2 separate regions of the Mus musculus genome follow, and region 2 is linked to region 1. The links are chromatin contacts, found by POLR2A ChIA-PET in ENCODE. All regions are on one chromosome and are shown on one strand. The core of a region is the stretch at or near the end of the contact, and the rest is flanking DNA. Distances in the headings are between cores, read along the strand shown. Region 1 holds the start of Timmdc1 (translocase of inner mitochondrial membrane domain containing 1). Region 2 overlaps Cd80 (CD80 antigen).

The links. ChIA-PET counts read pairs that join two places held with the same protein, here RNA polymerase II (POLR2A).
Region 2: POLR2A ChIA-PET joins it to region 1 with 14 read pairs in embryonic stem cell. The contact joins the enhancer-like site here to the promoter of Timmdc1 in region 1. POLR2A ChIA-PET finds 5 or more read pairs at or near these places in 3 of 5 experiments (Patski and embryonic stem cell).

What each region holds. Positions count from the first base shown.
Region 1 is chr16:38,520,656-38,524,781 of GRCm38, forward strand. It overlaps Timmdc1 (translocase of inner mitochondrial membrane domain containing 1), which reads right to left and starts at 2,008. Exons shown (of 7, transcript NM_024273.2): 1 at 1,686-2,008. The coding sequence starts at 1,879.
Region 2 is chr16:38,474,094-38,478,219 of GRCm38, forward strand. It overlaps Cd80 (CD80 antigen), which reads left to right. Exons shown (of 5, transcript NM_009855.2): 2 at 1-90. It also overlaps the pseudogene Gm8590. Among named protein-coding and RNA genes, the nearest start is that of Gm41453, 6.7 kb to the right of the region's middle. Within about 2 kb of position 2,437, at least 2 of the 3 ENCODE cell types and tissues checked have a DNase peak (open chromatin) inside an H3K27ac peak, as active enhancers do.

The DNA.
Region 1 (4,126 bases), core at 758-3,257:
TGGTTGTCCCTTTCATAGACAAAAGCATAAAAATTGCGTTAGATTATTTTCCCTGTTTCTTTTCGTTCCAGTACTCTACGGCTTAAAATACTGATAAAAATGACCATCTTCTGTGAGTCATGGTAGTACGGTTATGCACATATATATTTTTTCTCTTACACACTACACAAAAATCTTTCAAAAGCCTGGCAGTGGTGGCACATGCCTTTAATCCCAGCACTTGCGAGGCAGAGGCAGGTAGATTTCTGAGTTCGAGGCCAGCTTGGTCTACAGAGTGAGTTCCAGGATAGCCATGAAACTCATAGAGAAACCCTGTCTTGAAAAACCAAAATAAAAAGCTTTCAAAAATATACAAACTTTTGGGAGGACCTCTGAGAAAAACTAACACATTATTTCTTAAAACAAAGATGATGGGGGCAGAGCAATGGCTCAGCAGTTACCAGCATTAGGGCTTGGATTCCATTCCCACGAGGTAGCTCTCATGGTTATCAGGAAGGCACACAGACATGCACACAGACATACACACAGGCAAGACACTCATACACATAAAATAAAAATAATTTTTAAAAAGAGATGCTGAAACTAATAGAATTATTAAATACAAGTCTGCCAGCTCCCTTGTCCAAATTTATTTATAATCACTTGATAACAGTGTAGTATGGTAAACTACTTCATGAAAAGAGATACTTTCACCATTGATTAATAAATGAATAACGTTAAATAAATATCAGGTGAAAGTAATGCAGGATTAATCATTTACTCCTCACATAGTTTATTTTAGTATCTTCTGCAAAGGGAGATGGAGCTGGGCGTGTAACATCTGTGGCAGATGACCAACCCCCATCAGGGAAAAAAAAAAAAAAAAAAAAGAGAGGCTCGGCCCAGAATCCCAGAAGACCCGGCTGTAATCCCAAAATCTGGGAGGTTGAGAATGGATTGTAGCTTTGAGTTTCAGGCCAGCTTGGTCTACAAGCACAGCAAAACTCTTGTCTCAAAAAGGAGAGTTGGGGGACTAGAGGGATGGCTTGGCAGCTAAGATCGTGTACTAGTTTTACAAAGGATCCGGGTTCAGTTCTTAGAACCCCTGTAACTGTGACTCCAGGTAACTCCAGATCCAGGAGAATCTGACACCTCTGGCTGAGGGCATGTGCACTCTACTGCCCATACCCAAATACCGACCCCCACATACAAGTAGTTCTTAACAATGGAGGTGGGAACAAGGGGGCAGAGCTGCTGGAAGGTGCGGAGAGGAGGAGGAGGAGAACAGTTGTCACTGTTTTTTTTTTTTTTCTTGTGCAAAATAATAATGATAAATTAACAATTCTCTCTGTCCTTCCAGCTTCTGGAGTATATAAAGCCATTACTGACAAAGAAAAATCAAACGAAATACGAAAAAACAATATTAGTGTAGACTTCACAATATAGTTCCCAGTGATACTACATGACAATAATCGAATGAATCCAATTTTTCTAATATGTAAAGTTAGGGTACTGGTTTCACGAGAACGATACTGTCTTAAGAGTGTGACTCTGAGTGAATCCGACTCAGAAGGCTGCATGTCAACCAGGTCGGACACTATCCGGGCAGAGAGAACTTTCAGCGTCGCAGGGACCGCGCGCTGGAGCTCGCCCGGGCTGCGGCCGTCCCCCGAGCATCCCTCCCCACACACCCGAGACATTTTTACTCTTTGGCAAACAGCTGCCGGAGGCGGTCCCATCCGGATTCCAGGGAACCGGGGTCTGAGACACCTGAACGCTGCTCCCGATCCTCCACAAAGCCTGGGGAATCCGCAGCCACCGCACCGGCAGCAAAGACTCGGGGGAAAGGACCCCAGGCTCCGCAAAGGCGGCTGCGGGGAGCGGGCGGCGGCGCGCCCATGGCGCCCTCCTACCCGCAGAGAGACAGACACCCCAGGGTCGGCGGGCACCGTGGGAGAGGGTGACCTGTACAGCCCACTAGCGGCACGTTGGGGGACACTGAACCTCACATCCGGTCCCCAGCCGGCTCACTTCCGGAAGCTCTCGGAAAGGAGACCGGAAGCCCCGCCCCTAGTCGCGCAAAGGCGGGGTGAGGGCGGGGCTCGGGACGTAGAAACTGGAACTGAGAGCTCTTTCGGTAGCGCAGGGTTAGGGATCAGTCGAGCCCCGGAAGTGAGTTGGCGGCCGTTTCGTTTCATCTCAGTGATGTCCTTTGGCGTTTGCGCCCCGTAACTCTGGTCTTCTGGACCTGCTCAGCTTGAAGTGCTCAGGGGCTTAAGTGAGATGGCTCATGTAAGATGCAGAAGGCCACGCAGAAGGGGACAGTACTTTAATCACTGCAAGCGCAGTGGGGAAAGAGGTAGGCGATGCGCTTCTAGGCCACGCCCTGGCGGGCCGGAGGAGCTTCCTGGGCGGAGCAGAGTCTAACCTTAGGGCGCACCCGAAAAGGTCCAAGATTTAAAAACTATTTTTGAAATATCAGCTGTGGGCATTTTTTTCCCCATAACGTGGGCTCCACTACAAGTATCCGTATGCTTACTGCTCCGAGAAGGCAAAAGATCTAGAATTATCATTTAATAACTGAAACTATTATTTCCTGTTTCTTTCAACACAAGACAAAACCAAAAAACTTGTTTACCAAGGTAAAAATATTCCCAATCATTTTGTGTAATTTAGTTATTGGTCGTTACCACAAATCTCATAGTCTTTGCAAACCCTTTCACCTACTATTTTTCTTTTCTAGTTAAAGTACCACAATGAATATACAGCTTGGTGGTGCTCTACAGTCACTTCCACGGAGTACCTAAATAAGTGATTGATTACAAACTTTCATGAGGATATAGTAATAGGATTTGGGAGTTGACTGTGGGACATCTCTACAGATGAGGTTCAGGAAAGTGCCGTGAATGAAGCCCCCATTAGCATTTACTGCAGTGGTATAATTGCCTATTTGCTGATCTCTATCAAGAGGACTGAAGCTGTGCTTTCATCTCTGGATTTGGACTTAGGAATCACCAATCAGTCTATACCATGAAGTAGATGTTAAGTAATTATCTTCTTTGGAGGGAAGGAGGGTCCAAGATAGGGTTTCTCTTGTGTAGCCCTGGCTGTCACATAATTAGCTCTGAAGACCAGGCAGGCCTCCATCTCAGTGATCCACTTGCCTGAAGTAATTAAATGTTGAGTGAATTATTCAGACCCCAATTCCTAGCTCTAGCTTGATGCCTGCTTGGTCTATTTTTCAGAGGTGGTCACTGGGATTAGGGTCCCAGGGCCTGAAAGCCCAACAAAATGAATGTGTTGACTGTCTAGCTTAGCTGTGAGAAGAGCTGAGTGCATTTCTTTGACACATTTGAGGTCCCGGAAATGATCCTTTGCACTTGAACTTTCTAGAATCAGGGTCGACATGAATGAGGACAGGGCAAAGATTGGGCAAACACTAACAAAATCATTTACCTATGGGGATTGGAGAGATGGCTCAGTGGTTAAGAGCACTGGCTGCTCTTCTGAGAGATCTTGAGTTCAATTCCCAGCAACTATATGGTGGCTCACAACCATCTGTAATGGAATCTGATCTTCCCTTCTGATGTGCATGAAGACAGGGTGCTCAAATACATAAAATAAAATGTTAAAAACCATTACATATAGCTCAGATGTCCCCAGGATCCAACATCCTGTAGAGACAAACAAGGTCTTCCTTAGTACCAGATAGATTTCACAAACTCTTCAGCTCCCTTTTCCATTTAGGTGGTCCTGGAAAATGCTCCTATGCCAGGCGAGTGTCCTACCACTCACCTACATCCTAGCCCCAAAGACTCAAAAGCTGCCTTTGGTACCTAGTACCGAGAATTTCCCTAGGCCCTTGGTGATGGTCCATCTCACCGCTCTACCTTAACTCTCTCTCTTACTCAGCCTCCCACATTCTCGAAGCTACCAGACCTTACCTTCCTTTACCAGCAGAGAAACACTCCGCCTCTTCTGTTCTCTGATTTTTGTTTTGTTTTGTTTTTTGTTTTTCGAGACAGGGTTTCTCTGTGTAGTCTTGGCTGTCCTGGAACTTACTCTGTAGACTAGGCTGGCCTTGAACTCAGAAATCCACCTGACTCTGCCTCCCAAGTACTGGGAATAAAGGCATATGCCACCACCG
Region 2 (4,126 bases), core at 1,187-3,686, 46 kb before region 1:
ACCGGGGCACATACAGCTGTGTCGTTCAAAAGAAGGAAAGAGGAACGTATGAAGTTAAACACTTGGCTTTAGTAAAGTTGTCCATCAAAGGTTGGTAGGATTCTCCTTAAAGGAACATGTCTATTGATGGGGGTGACACGTTTAGCAGAGAAGGAAACGTCTGACTTCATAAGTGAGGGTTGAGTCTCTAGTGCTACAGAAAACCTGATTGATCAAGGTGGAGACCTCTACTAATGCACTTTTCTTGTAGTTGGGATCATTCAAGGTCACGGTAACCATCCCAGGCGCTAGAATGGCCTGAGATGCCTTCTGACTCGCGGAAGCACAATAACTGTGATATATAGTGGCCGTACTGTAAACTGCATTTGAGAACTATCTTATTCTGGGTAGCAAGTTAATCAGGTCACATATTTTTTACTTTTCTGAATCATTTGCATTCCTGCCTTTGTTCATAACATATACTCACCTTTCTCCACTAAAAGTGACCAAAACCTGGGTTAACTGAGTCATCTGAGAGATGAAGAGCCAGTCTTTTATTTTTAAAGATTTACTTTGTTTTTAACTATGTATATGTGTGTGCTCAGATGCTCACAGCAGTCAGAAGAAAGTATTGGATTCCCCAGGAACTAGAGTTAAAGGCACTTGCGAGTCACCCAATATGAGTGCTTGTGTGTTCTGCAAGAGTGAGTTAGGAGTATGTGCTTAACTGCTGAGCCATCTCTTTAGTCCCAAAGGGCTAATCTTTAGATGGTTCAGTCTTGCAAGACCTTCAAAGTAAGCCGGGCGTGGTAGAATATGCCTTTAATCCCAGTCCTCGGGAGGCAGAGGCAGGCGAATTTCTGAGTTCGAGGCCAGCCTGGTCTACAAAGTGAGTTCCAGGACAGCCAGGGCTATACAGAGAAACCCTGTCTCAACCCCCCCCCCCAAAAAAAAGACCTTCAAAGTAGTTCCTCTAACTCGTTATCTTGTAGCAGGGCTAGGGGAGAAAGCTGAGGCTGCTGTAAGCTCAGTCAGATAGGAAAAGGTGGCTCTTACTGAACTAACCATTTCTTAGAAAAAAAACAAACATGAGTTGTGACTGAGAGCGTTAGGCCTGCAGATTTGTTACTCCAGGTTAAAAAGCCCATGATGTCTGGTTAGAAGAAACAAAATAAAATTTTTATGTTGACTATCCAAGTAGTAGTTTGATTGCGTGGCATTAAGGTAATAAGTAGAAAATAATAATGCCAACTATAAATAGGTCAGGAACACATGCAACTTTATTTAAGAACAAGGCCCATTTTAAATTTCCCCTTTGTTTTAGTTTTGGGTTTTGAGATAGGGTCTCACTATGTAGCCTTGGCTGGCTTGGAGTCTAGCCTCAAACTCAGAGAGATTTCACTACCAAGGAATTGTTGTTGTTGTTGTTGTTTACAATGACTTCCTCTGCAACCAAATTCAGGGTTTTCCCTTTTCTGGTAACTATACTCCGTATTCTTCCCTCATTTCTCCCATTTCTCCCAGTATCCCTGGGCATTTTCAGAAGGTTTCCTTGACAGCCTGATTTAAATGAGAGCGTCTTCCTAAATATATCCTGTGTGTCAGGCTCCGTGCTAAGTGGTGTCTTTCCATCCCTTCATCTCTGGAATGCATGGGTTATTAACCTGCCTACAAACCAAGACTAAAAAGCAAGGGAGTGGCCCACAGTCACAGGGCAAATCTCTGTTTAAGAGCTGCTCTTGATAGTCACTGACCCCTGCTCATACAAGCTCGGTGGCACTCAGACTTCCAAAACGAAAGCTCAGGGTATGGACTGGAGTAGAGGAACTGACTGCCACAGGAGAGGGGAGGAGCTAAATTCCTAAAGTCTAAGCATGAGAAGCAAGTGGCAGGAGGTATCCACACTTGACTCTAAGTCTACTTTAGCATCTTGCTGGAGGTCAAATATACAAATGAAATCAACTCCAGGAAGCCTCCTTGTCTCTTTAAAATGCCAGAGTAGCAAGGAATTAATAAAATGTAGTGGTTGTGATTACAGATTAAATACTGTATATTTGATCTGAGTACAAGCCTTTTTTTTTTTTTTTTTTTTTTTTAGAAAATGAGGATTGTAGAGGTTGGGAGGTCCCTTGGGTAGGTCATGGAAAACAAGGCTTTGGAATTTTAGCTACTAAGACATTAGAGGGCCAGACTCGGGAAGTGACTTAGTTGTGTGGTCCTAATGCTAGCTAAGGCAGAAGCTGAGTACCTTCTGATGTCCTTCGCATCTATGACTTTGCACAAATACAACAAATCTTTGGCCGCATGCCCTAACACCACCAGTATCCCTAACAGCAACCGCACAACAGCACAAGGCAGTAAGCAGTCACCAGAGTGCCTGGAATCCTGCCTACCTAGGCATTTTTCTTAAAGATGAAGGCCACTAGAACACAAGGCAGGAAGCTGTGCAAGTCCCGCGCGGTGGAGGCGGCAGCAGCGGCGGCTGCTCTGGTCCCGGAGATGGTGGAGCAGAGGGGCCTCCCGCAGCGACGGGGAGAACGTGTTTGCTGGGCAGCCAAAGATCTATGCCTACATGAGTCCTAACAAGTGCTCTGGAATGCGCTCTCCACTTCAGGAAGAGAACTCGGTTGCCCATCACGAGGTCAAATGCCCGGGGAAACCATTAGCTGGAATCTACAGGAAGCGAGAAAAGGAACGCCAGGAACGTTATCCGAAGCGCTGTGAAGTCAGATGAACAGAAGAGCAAAGACACCAGGAGAGGTCCCCTGGCGCCTTTTTCAAACCAAAAATCCGAAGCAGCAGAACCTCCAAAAACTCCACCCCCATCATGTGACTCTACCAATGTAGCAGTCGCTAAGCAAACCCTGAAAAAGCCCCTCAAGGGCAAGCAGGCCCCTCAGAAAAAGTCTCAAGGGAAAACCCAGCAGAATAGAAAATTCACCGATTTCTACCCTGTGCGGAGGAGCTCCTGGAAGAGCAAAGCTGAGCTGCAGTCTGAAGAAAGGAAGAAAATAGACGAGCTGACTGAGAGCGGGAAGGAAGAAGGCATGAAGATCCATCTAATTGATGGCAAAGGCAGGGGCGGGATCGCTACCAAGCTGTTTTCCCGGAGGATACTTTGTGGTAGAATACCATGGGAACCTCATTGAAATTACCGATGCCAAGAAGCGGGAGGCTCTTGTACGCACAGGACCCCTCCACAGGCTGCTACATGTACTATTTTCAGTATCTGAGCAAAACCTACTGCGTGGATGCCACTCAAGAAACGAACTGCCTGGGGAGACTCATCAATCACAGTAAGTGTGGGAACTGCCAGACCAAACTGCACGACATCGACGGCGTGCCTCACCTCATCCTCATCGCCACCCGAGACATCGCAGCTGGGGAGGAGCTCCTGTACGACTATGGGGACCGAAGCAAGGCCTCCATCGAAGCCTACCCCTGGATGAAGCACTAACCACTTGACCTCCCTGCCTCCCTGCCACCCTGCCTCCTTCAAAGGTCAAAGTGCACTCAAAGGGGAATGAATTTTTTTTTACACACACACACACTTACTCTTAGCAGATTACTTCAAATGTTTTTAAAAAGTATATTAAAGATGCCTTTTCATGTAGTATTTAAATATCTGTTACAGGTTTCCAAGGTGGACTTGAACAGATGGCCTTATATTACAAAAAAAAAAAAAAAAAAAAAAAAAAGAAGAAGAAAAGAAAAGAAAGAAAGAAAGAAAGAAAGAAAGGAAGCAAGAAAGAAAGGAAGAAAGAAAGAAAGGGAAAGGGTGGCTTCGAACTCATTATATAGCCTAGGCTGACATCATACTCTTCCTACTGCAGCCTCCAAAGTATACCTGCCTACTGGTGTGGTCCACCACGCGCGGCTAACCTTACTTTTTTAAGAAGCAAGGGGGCATTGAACATGGACTTAGGGTGATGCATGAGTGCTGAGAACTGGAGGTCCAGGAGAGCGTGACCATGTGAGTGGGCGCATGTGGGCTCCTGTCTGTTTCCAGGTTCTCAGGTTGAAGGGTGGCTTCACACTTGTTCCTTACTAAATAAACAGATAGAAGGAGCCCCGGGTGCTCTTCCAGTCATCAGGAGGAAAGAAAGGGAGGGATGAGAGAGAAGGGGAGAGTGAGGATGGGCTCTGG